Linked DNA regions of Mus musculus: region 2 is linked to region 1. Evidence: chromatin loops called from intact Hi-C (ENCODE). Cell type or tissue: left cerebral cortex. All regions are shown on one strand.

Region 1 (5,000 bases):
TCCTTCCTGAATGCCCTCTGGGGCATTAAAAACTTGCTTCTTTCACAGAACTCCACAACATACAGGAGGTATACAGAACAAAGAACTTTTTAGCTTTTCAAAGCCACATACTTACATACCAGTCACATCTGAGAAGAATACCAGTGAGTTTGAACAAGACTGAATGTGACTCATGAAAGGTCGCAAGTAGAAAGGTTACCTTACGGAGGATGAACGCACGAACAAGGAAGAATAAAATTCCAGACATAATACCAGAAAGCAGCGGAGAGACGAACCACGACATCACTGGAATAGAATACAAAATGAAGTGTCAGGTCTGGAAAGTACGTTTTTGTTAACAAGACCCCGAAATGGTAGGTGCTCCATTTCTGATACTCTTCAACTTGCCCCTCCACTTCACTCCCACTCCACGACACACAGCAGCACACAACGAAAATAAAACCATTTAAAATTCAACATACCAATTTTTATCAGTTCAGACCACTTGACACCCTTCTGCCCATTTGCCACAAGGGAGAAACCAATGGTTGCACCGACAATACAATGGGTCCCAGAAATCGGAAGCTTCAAAAACGAAGCCACGAGCTGCCACACAGCAGAACCTGAAACAGAATTAATCAGATTTTGTCAGGTAGATGGCAAAACTGTTACATAAGCAGTGCGTCCTTGCGGAGAGAAGGTTCAAGACTGGAGCGAACATAAGGTATAACTACAACTTACCAAACATAGCACTGACGGAGCCAGCCATGAGCAGATCTTGAGTTTCGTTGTACAGCTCCACATCTATCAAGCCGTTCCGGATGGTTTCGCTCACTTTGGCCCCCAGCAAGGCGGAGCCCACAGTTTCGAAGATGCTAGCTAAGATGCAGGCTTGCTTCAGGGTCACTACACCTGAGCCTACAGCTGTACCGAACGAATTTGCTACATCATTGGCTCCCACGGAGAATGCCAAGACAAATGCAATGATGAAGCCCAGGATGAGCATCCATAGATTGTCATACTTCGGTGGAGCGGAAGCAGTAACAGCAGCTAGGGTACTAGTAATCGTTGCCACAGTAGATTCCATTCTCTAGTGTAGTGGTTCTTTAAATAATAAGAGAATTACTAAGCGGCTTTTGAGATGTGTAAACGGAATGAGGTATCAAAATGCTATAATAAATAGTATATATTATATAAAATTAAATACTGTAAACTACGGCACGGAAACCGAGCTGGGGAGTTACTGCTATACGCTGCTGCGTCTGGGCGTCTGTTGTCTGGGGTTTCTTTGGCTCTGGAGGGCTAAAAGCACGGAGCAGAATTCCATGGCGGATTAGAGAAAGGACGCAAGTTCATCCTGGGGGGACGAAGTGGAAGAAAATAACAATAGCGGCGCATCTCTGGGAAGAGGGCAGCCTGGGACTCCGCATAGTCCCCCCCCCCCCCGCCCGTCACTTATGTCTTCAGTCCCCCAAACGCTGTGCAAGGTGGGGCACAGGGCGATCTCTGTGCTCCCCCACCCCCCACCCCGTCCCGCCCCGCCCCGCCCCACGAGTTCTGTTCAGTCTCCGGCCGCTTGCCCGCGCGCGCCCTCCGTGGATGATCGGAAAAAAGACCATTCCCGCGCGCGCCTGCCGAGGACCGCCGAAAAGGCCCGCGGAAGGGCGCGGCGTGCGTGGGGAGGCGGGAGGAGGACAGCAGCGTAGCGGGGTCCTGCAGCCTGCATCCCACCCCCGCCAGCCAGCTCCCCACACCCGAGCCCACTCCAGAGAAGAAAGGACCTTTGCACCACCGGTGCCGCGCCGCCACTCACCAAAGGAAACTGAGGGCCGAACAGAGAGACCAGAAGAACGAGACTGAGGCAGGCTCGAGCCACGGTCGCACAACCCAGGACGGCAACACCGGGCACAGCACGGAGGGACTCTCTACCCACTCGTGAAGCAGCCGCGGGCGCCTCAGCAGGCGAGAGGTGAAAACACGCAACGCGCGCCGGCGGCCATCATATAGAGAGCATGCCGCCGGCTCCTATTTATAGCCGGTTCTGCGCCCCACGTGACCTGCCGAGCCTCGCGCCCGCCCGAGGTCCCGCCTCCGATGTGACGCAACCACAGGCTGGTCGGGCGCGCCTAGCCGGGTGAGCTGGGCAGCGGCGCTGATTGGCCTGGACGTCCCCGGGGCCCCGCCCCCAACGAGGAGCTGGTCCACGTGGGACTGGCTGGCCGCCTCCCTGCAGCCTCGCCCGGGTTATCCTGTCTGCGCTGGCCACGCCGGGTGGCTGCGGGCGGGGACTGTGGGGGAGTCTCGCCCAGACACGCGGGGACTGAGGCCGCCACCAAGGTCGTTCCGAGTTTCTCCCACGCGGGCCCGGGTCAGCTCGGTGGCGACGCGGAAGAGCGGGTGTGCTGAGACTTGCCCTTGGCCGGACCCGATCTGTACCTCGCCCGGAGAGGGTGGAGGGATCTCACGTGGCCACCTCGCTCCCGCAGTCACGCACTTGTGTGAAAACGGAAAGATTCGGGAGTCACGAGGATAGGCTTGCGTTCCCAGCTGTGGCACTGCGCTGAGGGAGAGCCATGGGTCATTAGTTTCCCGGCGCCGGACCTCCGTTTTAGGAGCCCCGGCTATGGCGCAGCGGGGAGGATGTTACTTTGGATTCGAATTCTTAACTCATATTTGCTGCAGTGTGTCACCTTGAACAAACCCTAGGTCTCCTCAAGCCGAGTGCTCTGGAACGAGAAATAATAGCAGAGTGAGAGAGACTGGAGGACGGGTTGGAATTGTGTGTAAAGCACAACAAAGATGCATTTCCTGTCAGCTCATCGGGGCTAGTGGCGACAGGCAGTACTAATTCAGGTATTCTGGTTACAAGTTCTTACCCAGTAAGGAGAATCATATTAGCTAAGATATAAGCATGTGACTGGAACTCAATAGATGTTCAGGAAATGAACCTTCATTTCCTCGTTACTTTTTTTTTTGAATGTGCCTGTTTTAGAATATAGGAAAAGGTTACAGAGGATGTCCTCATCCTGAAAGTTTTCCCATCCCCTTTTGAAATAAAGATTGCTTCCTGGTCCCCTACATGGTATAAGGTTGTAGTTCTGACAATGGATTAGTTCGTTTTATTGCCTAAGCTCAGAACTAACTAGTCACCACTCCTTGGGAGATTTAAGTTATGTGGGTTATAAAGAAACTTAAGAATTCCAGCCAGAAATACCCGGTTTAGAACGCTCTAAAACGCTCTCTGCTCTCCAAAGGTAGGGCAACGAATAGCAGAAACAAACATGTTGTAAATTATAACTTCACAGGAGTGTCCTGTGACCTATAATTTGGTAGACTCAGAATCTCGTATAGGTTATACAGGTCTATTGACCTCAAGGTCATGGCTGGAAAACAACCTTCATGTTCCAGGACACTGACCCCAGTGTGTAATTCTGGCATCTTCAAATGCAACACTCTTTGCCCTTACTTCTTTCCAAGGTCATAAAACATTGAATAAAAGGACTGGTTTGTTAAAAGGTTGTTAGTGTCCTGCCAATTAAAACAATTTTTGAAGTAATTATTTGTGAGGAAATTGCTCATGACTTTGCCCACTGTTTGGATGTGCTTTGCTTCAGTCTGTTGATGACCATGCTTTTGCCTCTTGAAATTGAGACAACCAAGGTGAGCAGCCATGGTGAATAAGGCCCATCCAGGTACAAGAGCAGAATCCAGAGCCAGGTTTGCCAGATGTGAAGGCATCACTGTGGTTCAGGGAGAGTATAGTATTTTGAGACTTGGCTTTATGCTACTTTAGTATCCATGTATTTTCAGGCAGAGACAGATTTCTCTGTCTCTAGAGAGTCCTTACTGTCTTGAAATCAAGGAGGGGGGATGTGATGGTTGGTCAGATGGTTTTAGATTGTCTTGTTTTTTGTTTGTCTTTTGTTTTTGTTTTTGTTTTTTGAGATAGGGTGTCACTGTGTAGCTGTCTGGTTGTCCGGGAACTTACTGTGTAAATCAGGCTAGCCTCGAAATCACAGAGATCCCCCTGCCTCTGCCTCCCAAGTGCTGGGATTAAATTCATGCACTTCTATACTTGGTTACCAGTTTTAATATTCAACTTGACCCACTCTAGAATCACCTAGGAAGAGAGTCTTGGTGAAGGCTTGTCTAGATAGGTCGGCCTGTGAGCAGGTCTGTAGTGGACTGTCTCAGTGTGGAACGCTGAAGTCTGAAAGTATGTGGCACCTTTTCCTGGTATCATAGTTAGGGTTTCTTTGCTATGGTGAAACACCATGACCAAAAAGGAAGCTGGGGAGGAAAGGCCTTATTTGGCTTATACTTCCATGTTGTTTTTCATCATTTAAGGAAGTCAGGAGAGGAACTCAAACAAGGACAGGAACCTGGAAGCAGGAGCTGATGCAGAGGTCATGGAGGTCTGCTGTTTACTGGCTTACTCAGCCAGTTGTCTTATAGAACCCAGACCACCAGCCCAGTGATGTCTCCACACACAATGGGCTGGGCCCTCCCCCATCAATCCCTAATTAAGAAAATTCTTTTTGGCCTACAGAGATGGCTCAGCGGTTAAGAGCACTGACTGCTCTTCCAGAGGTGCTGAGTTCAATTCCCAGCAAACACATAGTGGCTCACAACCATCTGTAATGGGACCCGATGCCCTCTTCTGGTGTGTCTGAAGACAGCGAAGTGTACTCCTGTACATAAAATAAATAAATAAATCTTTAAAAAATTTATTTTCTCAGTTGGGGTTCCCTCCTCTCAGATGATTCTGCACTGTGTCAAATTGACATAAAATTAGCCAGCATGCCTGGTTTTGGGTCCCTGGACTATACAAGAGTAAGGGGCTGAAGAGATGGCTCAGGTGTACTTGTTCTTACAGAGGCCCCGGGTTGATTCCCAGCACCCACATGATGGCTCGCAGTTGTCTATAACTCCAGTTCCAGGGGATCTAACACCCTCTTTTGACCTCTGCATGTACTAGGTATGCACATGGCGCACAGATATAACAGGCATACACATCAAAT
Region 2 (5,000 bases), 210 kb before region 1:
GGATGGCTCAGCGGGTAAAGGTGCTTGCTGCCAAGACCTGGGTTTAATCCTCAGGACCCACAGAGTAGATGGAGAAAAGCAGTAACTGTAGGTTGTTCTATGACCTACACACACACACACACACACACACACACACACACACACACACACACACACATAGATGCAAGAAAACAATTTAATTTATATTTAAAGTTATGGGACAAGTGAACATACTTAAGAGAAATCGGTTTGGTAGAGAAAGGGAAACACATTTTCCTATATGTGGCACTTCCATGCATTTGTGTTAACGAAGGAGCCAGTCATGGTATAAGCAAAACGCACAGTTGTTGCAAAATCAAAGAAAACCCAGTTCTCCACACCCCTAGATGTCCTAAGCCAGTGTCACAACAGTTATGTGGTTATCGTGTGTCACAAATTAAAGTGACACAGTAAGACAAGACAAAACAAAACAAAAAATCTACCCGATGAACTAATAGCGGCCACCAGCACACCAGACTGGCTCATTGACTCTGGCACAGGAAAAGATGCTCAATAGTCACTGTAGGGCAGTGGCTACAGCCGGTAGGATGCCTCTAAGGATCCATCAAAATTAACTAAAGCAAAGGCACTTGAAAAGATGTGGGGCCACTGAAACTCTCAGTCAGTGCTGGTGAGAAGTTCAAAATGGCCAGGCCACTCAAGAGAACAAGCGTGCAGTGAACAGCTGACACAGCAAGTCTATTCCTAGCCAAGAAAAATGAAGATGTAAGTAGACATTAAAACTTATATATGACTATTTGCAGCATCTAGATTGACGTGAAATTGCCACCAGTGGTCGAATGTATATCCAATGTTGTATATATTCGTACAACAGTTAAACACTAGAAAGAAATGAAAACATTAACAAACCTAGATAATTATAATGAACAAGGGAAGCCCGACACCAAAGACAACACAACACACAATTCCATCTAAAGACGTTATAGAAAGGCCCAGTTAAACTGTGGTGACAAAAAAGTGAATCATGTCTGCAATGGGGTTAGGGTAGAGGGTGACTTGATTGGAGTGTTGGTTTAAGGAGTTGGACATTTATTGAAAATGAGGAGGTTGTACGTACCCTCCATTGGATATTTTGTTACATGTAAGTTATACCTCAATAAGACAGTGGGGGTATTTTTTGTTGATTTGGTTTGGGTTGGGTTCTTTGAAACAGGGTTTCACCTCAAGTCCAGTTTCCTTGGAACTCATGGTGTAGACAAGTTGGACTCAAACTCGCACCCTTGAGACTGGATCAGCATCAGACTAGACTCACCGGCATGAGTCAGCTTGTCTAGCTTAACATTGATTTTAAAAGAAAATATTATAGCTAAGTGTGACATCCATAGGACCCCTCATAAGTATATACATCAGTATTTATACATGTCAAAGAAAGGGTTTAGCTGGGGTATCAAGTTATGGTCCTTTTGGGGTCCAAGAGAGCTTTGGGGTAAGACGGGGATATAAAAACAGGGCTGGTTCTTTCCCTGCAGATTCTAAGGTCTTTGCATTTTAGAAAAAAAAAGTTGCTTAGATAAAAGAAGGCCAGGAAGCAACTGGAACTTCAATGATTAATGAGCGTGCCAGGGAAAGATGACATTCAAGTCCGTGGTTTTTAATTCTAGAAGTGGGGGCGGGGCGGGGCGGGGACGGTGGATCCACATCCCATGGGAACTGAAAAGAAAGATGCTCTTTGTTATCTGTTAGCCTTTCTAGCACAGAAAATGTGTCCAAACAAGGATATAAACTTCGACAAAAAATTAATCCTATAGTTCGTAAACAGAGAGTTGTTTGTAAATAGAGAATTGTGATCCTTCTAGTGCCAGCTCCTCAAGGACTGGGAGAGCTCTCGCCCCCTCCTCGGCCTCCTCTGTGGCTTCTGCACAGCAGGCTCCTTCAGACCAACCCAGTTTGCTACCCACCCAGCTCAGTTCTCTGGTCCCACCATACTTTTTAAGCATTATAGAATCCTACATCTTACTCCGTAAAATATGAATCATCCCAAGTTTTATATCAGCCATCTTTTTATAGCCACAGATAGGGCACATTTAAAAATATACGTTTCACTTTTAGTATACCGACTAGCACATACGGACGCTATTTGTGGATGCAATGCGTTGACATGGAGCTGGAGCACAAATAGCGCATTTTTCTTATAATATCTATTTCCCCCTATCTTTATTTAGTTCAGTTTTGCATTACGAAGTTCCTGGGCTGATGAACTCAGCTTGGTAAACTCGCTCGAACTGCGGGCGTCCTGCCACTAGGTGGCAGACGGGTTGAGTCGCGGCTCTGCTTATCTGCGGTGGAAGCAGGGGCCTCCTAGCTCTTGCTGCCTGCATCCCTGGGAAGGGAACTTTCCAAATGACCGCCCAGTAAACATGGCATCTGTTTGCTAACATCCGTAGAACGTGACTATCTAATGATAACCAAAAACGTGCTTCAGAGGAAAACCTTCATTGAAAACGTTAGATTTCCAGCCCAGGATTCTGAACGCAGGGACTTTTCAGCCAAGCGAAGGTTTATTAGCTTCAGGAAGCCTGGTTTTGCTCACCATTCTTAAACCAATCCAACCAAAGAAACACTAAACGCAGCTCATAACCCCTGTTTTGATATAAGATATTGACCTCTTTTGCCTCCAATGTGTTCCTCTCTGATGGTCAGAAGTCCATAGACCAGGTCTGGGGCAAAGTTGAGCAGTACTGACAGCGCAAGGAATTGGAGAATCTAACCAAGTCTTCCCACATGCATGCCCTCGCCTGCTCCCCACTGAGCGGACTCGTACCCACTTATTTTCTTTGGGCATTTTCTGTTTTTCCCTCTCCATCTCCGGCTCCCTAAAACTGCTCCAGATAAAAGTTGACTTGAGGACCCAAAAGGAGTGAAGTGACACTGTCCTAGTGAAAGGCACAAAGGTTCTCTCTCCTCCTCACTAAGTTTGTGGCCCGCGTCCTGATCCCTGTTCCATTTTTAGTCGACATCCTGATCCCTGACCCAGGCCTTCTGTTTCTCGATTAAAATCAAACTTTAGCAGGAATTCCGCGCAGTCAGGCTACTTTCTCGCCCTGACGTCTAACCACGTTCCTCACTCTGAGTCATCATCGCCCAGGTGACGTGCAGTGTCCTGCCCAGTCATCTGCAAAAATCCTGTTAGGTGAGTATACCAAGAACCTTCCTGCCTCCTGATATTTCCTGTCTATCCTGTGCCACCCTCTGCCACCCACCGTGCTCCCTGCTGTAGATTTTCTCCTGCCCCTGCTGTATCCAGAACCCAGCCCAGCTCTGCACTGCGTTCTCTTTCCCCATTGCAACAGTCCTAAAATGAATCTGTTTCTCCCGTTATAACAAGTAGCTCTGGCTGTCCTTCAATGTGGGGTCATTTTTACTTCCGGGGTAATTTTTCTCAGAGAACCGTTTATTTGTTGTGACATTTCCTGCCTTTAACCTACACTTTTCAGAGCTGTGCCTTTATGTTAGAGCCAAATAAGCCTTCCCAGGACTGGGAACAGGATGGTCAGGCAGGAGGGAAGACACTTGAAGAAGAAGGAATCCTAGAGGAGCCCTGGTACTTGCTGCCCCTCCTATTTCCGGCTGGGTTCTGGGACAGGAGCAAGACAAAATCCCAGAGGTATTTAGACATCTGTGGCTCCACTGGGAGCCAGGAAAGCTACAAGCTGTAGAGAGATAGAAATGATGGCACTCATAGCAAGAAAGTACTGAATTCTGTGCAAATACAGGCAACACGAGCTTTCTGTGGTCCAGAGATCAGAGGAAAATCTAAAACTTTCCTTTATTCTACATCTCACACAGAGGGGTCTACAGGCCTGGAAGCATGTTAGTATGGTGAGGACCCATGCTGTCTTTTAGTGGGAACCACAGAACTCAAGGCCCATGATCTGAGGTCATGCAGCCAGACATATATCAGCATTTTCCAGAGCCACCACAAACAATGCCTTTCCACATGATCCCTAATACAAAGCTGGTTTCTGCCACAGTACAAGAGGAGAACTTCACCTGAGATTAAATACATTATTTTATTTGGGAAGTTATACTTTGCTTTATTAAGACTTATTTTATTTCATTTACGTGTATGGTGCCAGTGTGAGGGGGTTGGGGAGTGGGTGGGAAAATATACATGTGGGTGCAGTACCCTCAGAAACCAGAGGAGGGCGTAAGATTCCCCTAGACCTGGAGTTAAAAGTAGTAAAGAGCTGCCTCCGTGATTCAGGTGTCTCCTGCTTCGTAGGCTGCACAAAGTACATGGGATGGGTCATCTCGGGGCAGAACCTGCCAAGCCTGAACAGGAAGAGCTCTGAGTTGCGGTTTAATACATGCACATCTCTGTGAGACAAACACCGCAATCCCCATTGTCTCTGACGCTATTTGGCTGATGGGAGATGAAACTCAAACTTTTGCGTCTGGCAATTCTACACCTAGCTAGCACGAGCTCTCTTTCATTATACCACACTTTGGGCGTACTGGGTGACTGCCTTAATTTTCAAAATGTCTAACTTCAATCGAAGTGACAATGTAGGCATAGCAACCATGTCCTCTAACTTCCTGTTGATTCGGCATTTGGCTCCCAGTCAACCCCTTAAATGTTGGCTATACCCTGCCACCCAGCAACCATCCCTCCAGAAATGCCTTTCCATTTCTTTATTTGTAGACCTGTACTGTTCAGAGTGGCAGCCATGGCCACATGTGGCTACTGAGAACTTGAAATGGGACTCACTGAAATATAAAGCCTAAAACACACACTACATCTTATGTACAAAGCACAACATAGGATGTAGACAATCTCACTGATAACTTTTATATGATTACATATTCGAATAATATTTCTGATATTTCAAATTAAACAAAATATATTAAAATTTATTTGACCTATTTCTTTTTATTATTAATTATTTTTTTCTTTCTTTTCTCCTTTTCTTTTTTCTTTTATGAGACAAACTCACATTATTGAGTCCTGGTGGACCTAGATC

Evidence for each region. A loop is a pair of places that touch in the nucleus more often than their neighbours do. Peaks named below come from ENCODE experiments on the same cell type or tissue, not always from the same donor. Only the 100,000 strongest peaks of a DNase experiment are listed, where the experiment ranks them.
Region 2: a loop joins it to region 1, with 5 times the contacts of the local background. A loop is called at or near these places in 2 of 42 quality-filtered maps.

What each region holds. Positions count from the first base shown.
Region 1 is chr2:129,195,785-129,200,784 of GRCm38, reverse strand. It overlaps Slc20a1 (solute carrier family 20, member 1), which reads right to left and starts at 2,012. Exons shown (of 11, transcript NM_015747.2): 1 at 1,793-2,012; 2 at 721-1,336; 3 at 462-602; 4 at 200-285. The coding sequence starts at 1,066. In left cerebral cortex, a CTCF peak has its summit at 2,809; DNase peaks (open chromatin) are centred at 1,231, 1,619, 2,117, 2,430 and 2 more places; H3K4me3 peaks cover 3,044 bases; H3K27ac peaks cover 2,997 bases.
Region 2 is chr2:129,405,928-129,410,927 of GRCm38, reverse strand. No RefSeq gene overlaps it. Among named protein-coding and RNA genes, the nearest start is that of Il1b, 37 kb to the right of the region's middle. In left cerebral cortex, CTCF peaks have their summits at 2,268 (motif pointing right) and 4,185 (motif pointing right); DNase peaks (open chromatin) are centred at 1,372 and 2,228; H3K27ac peaks cover 2,553 bases.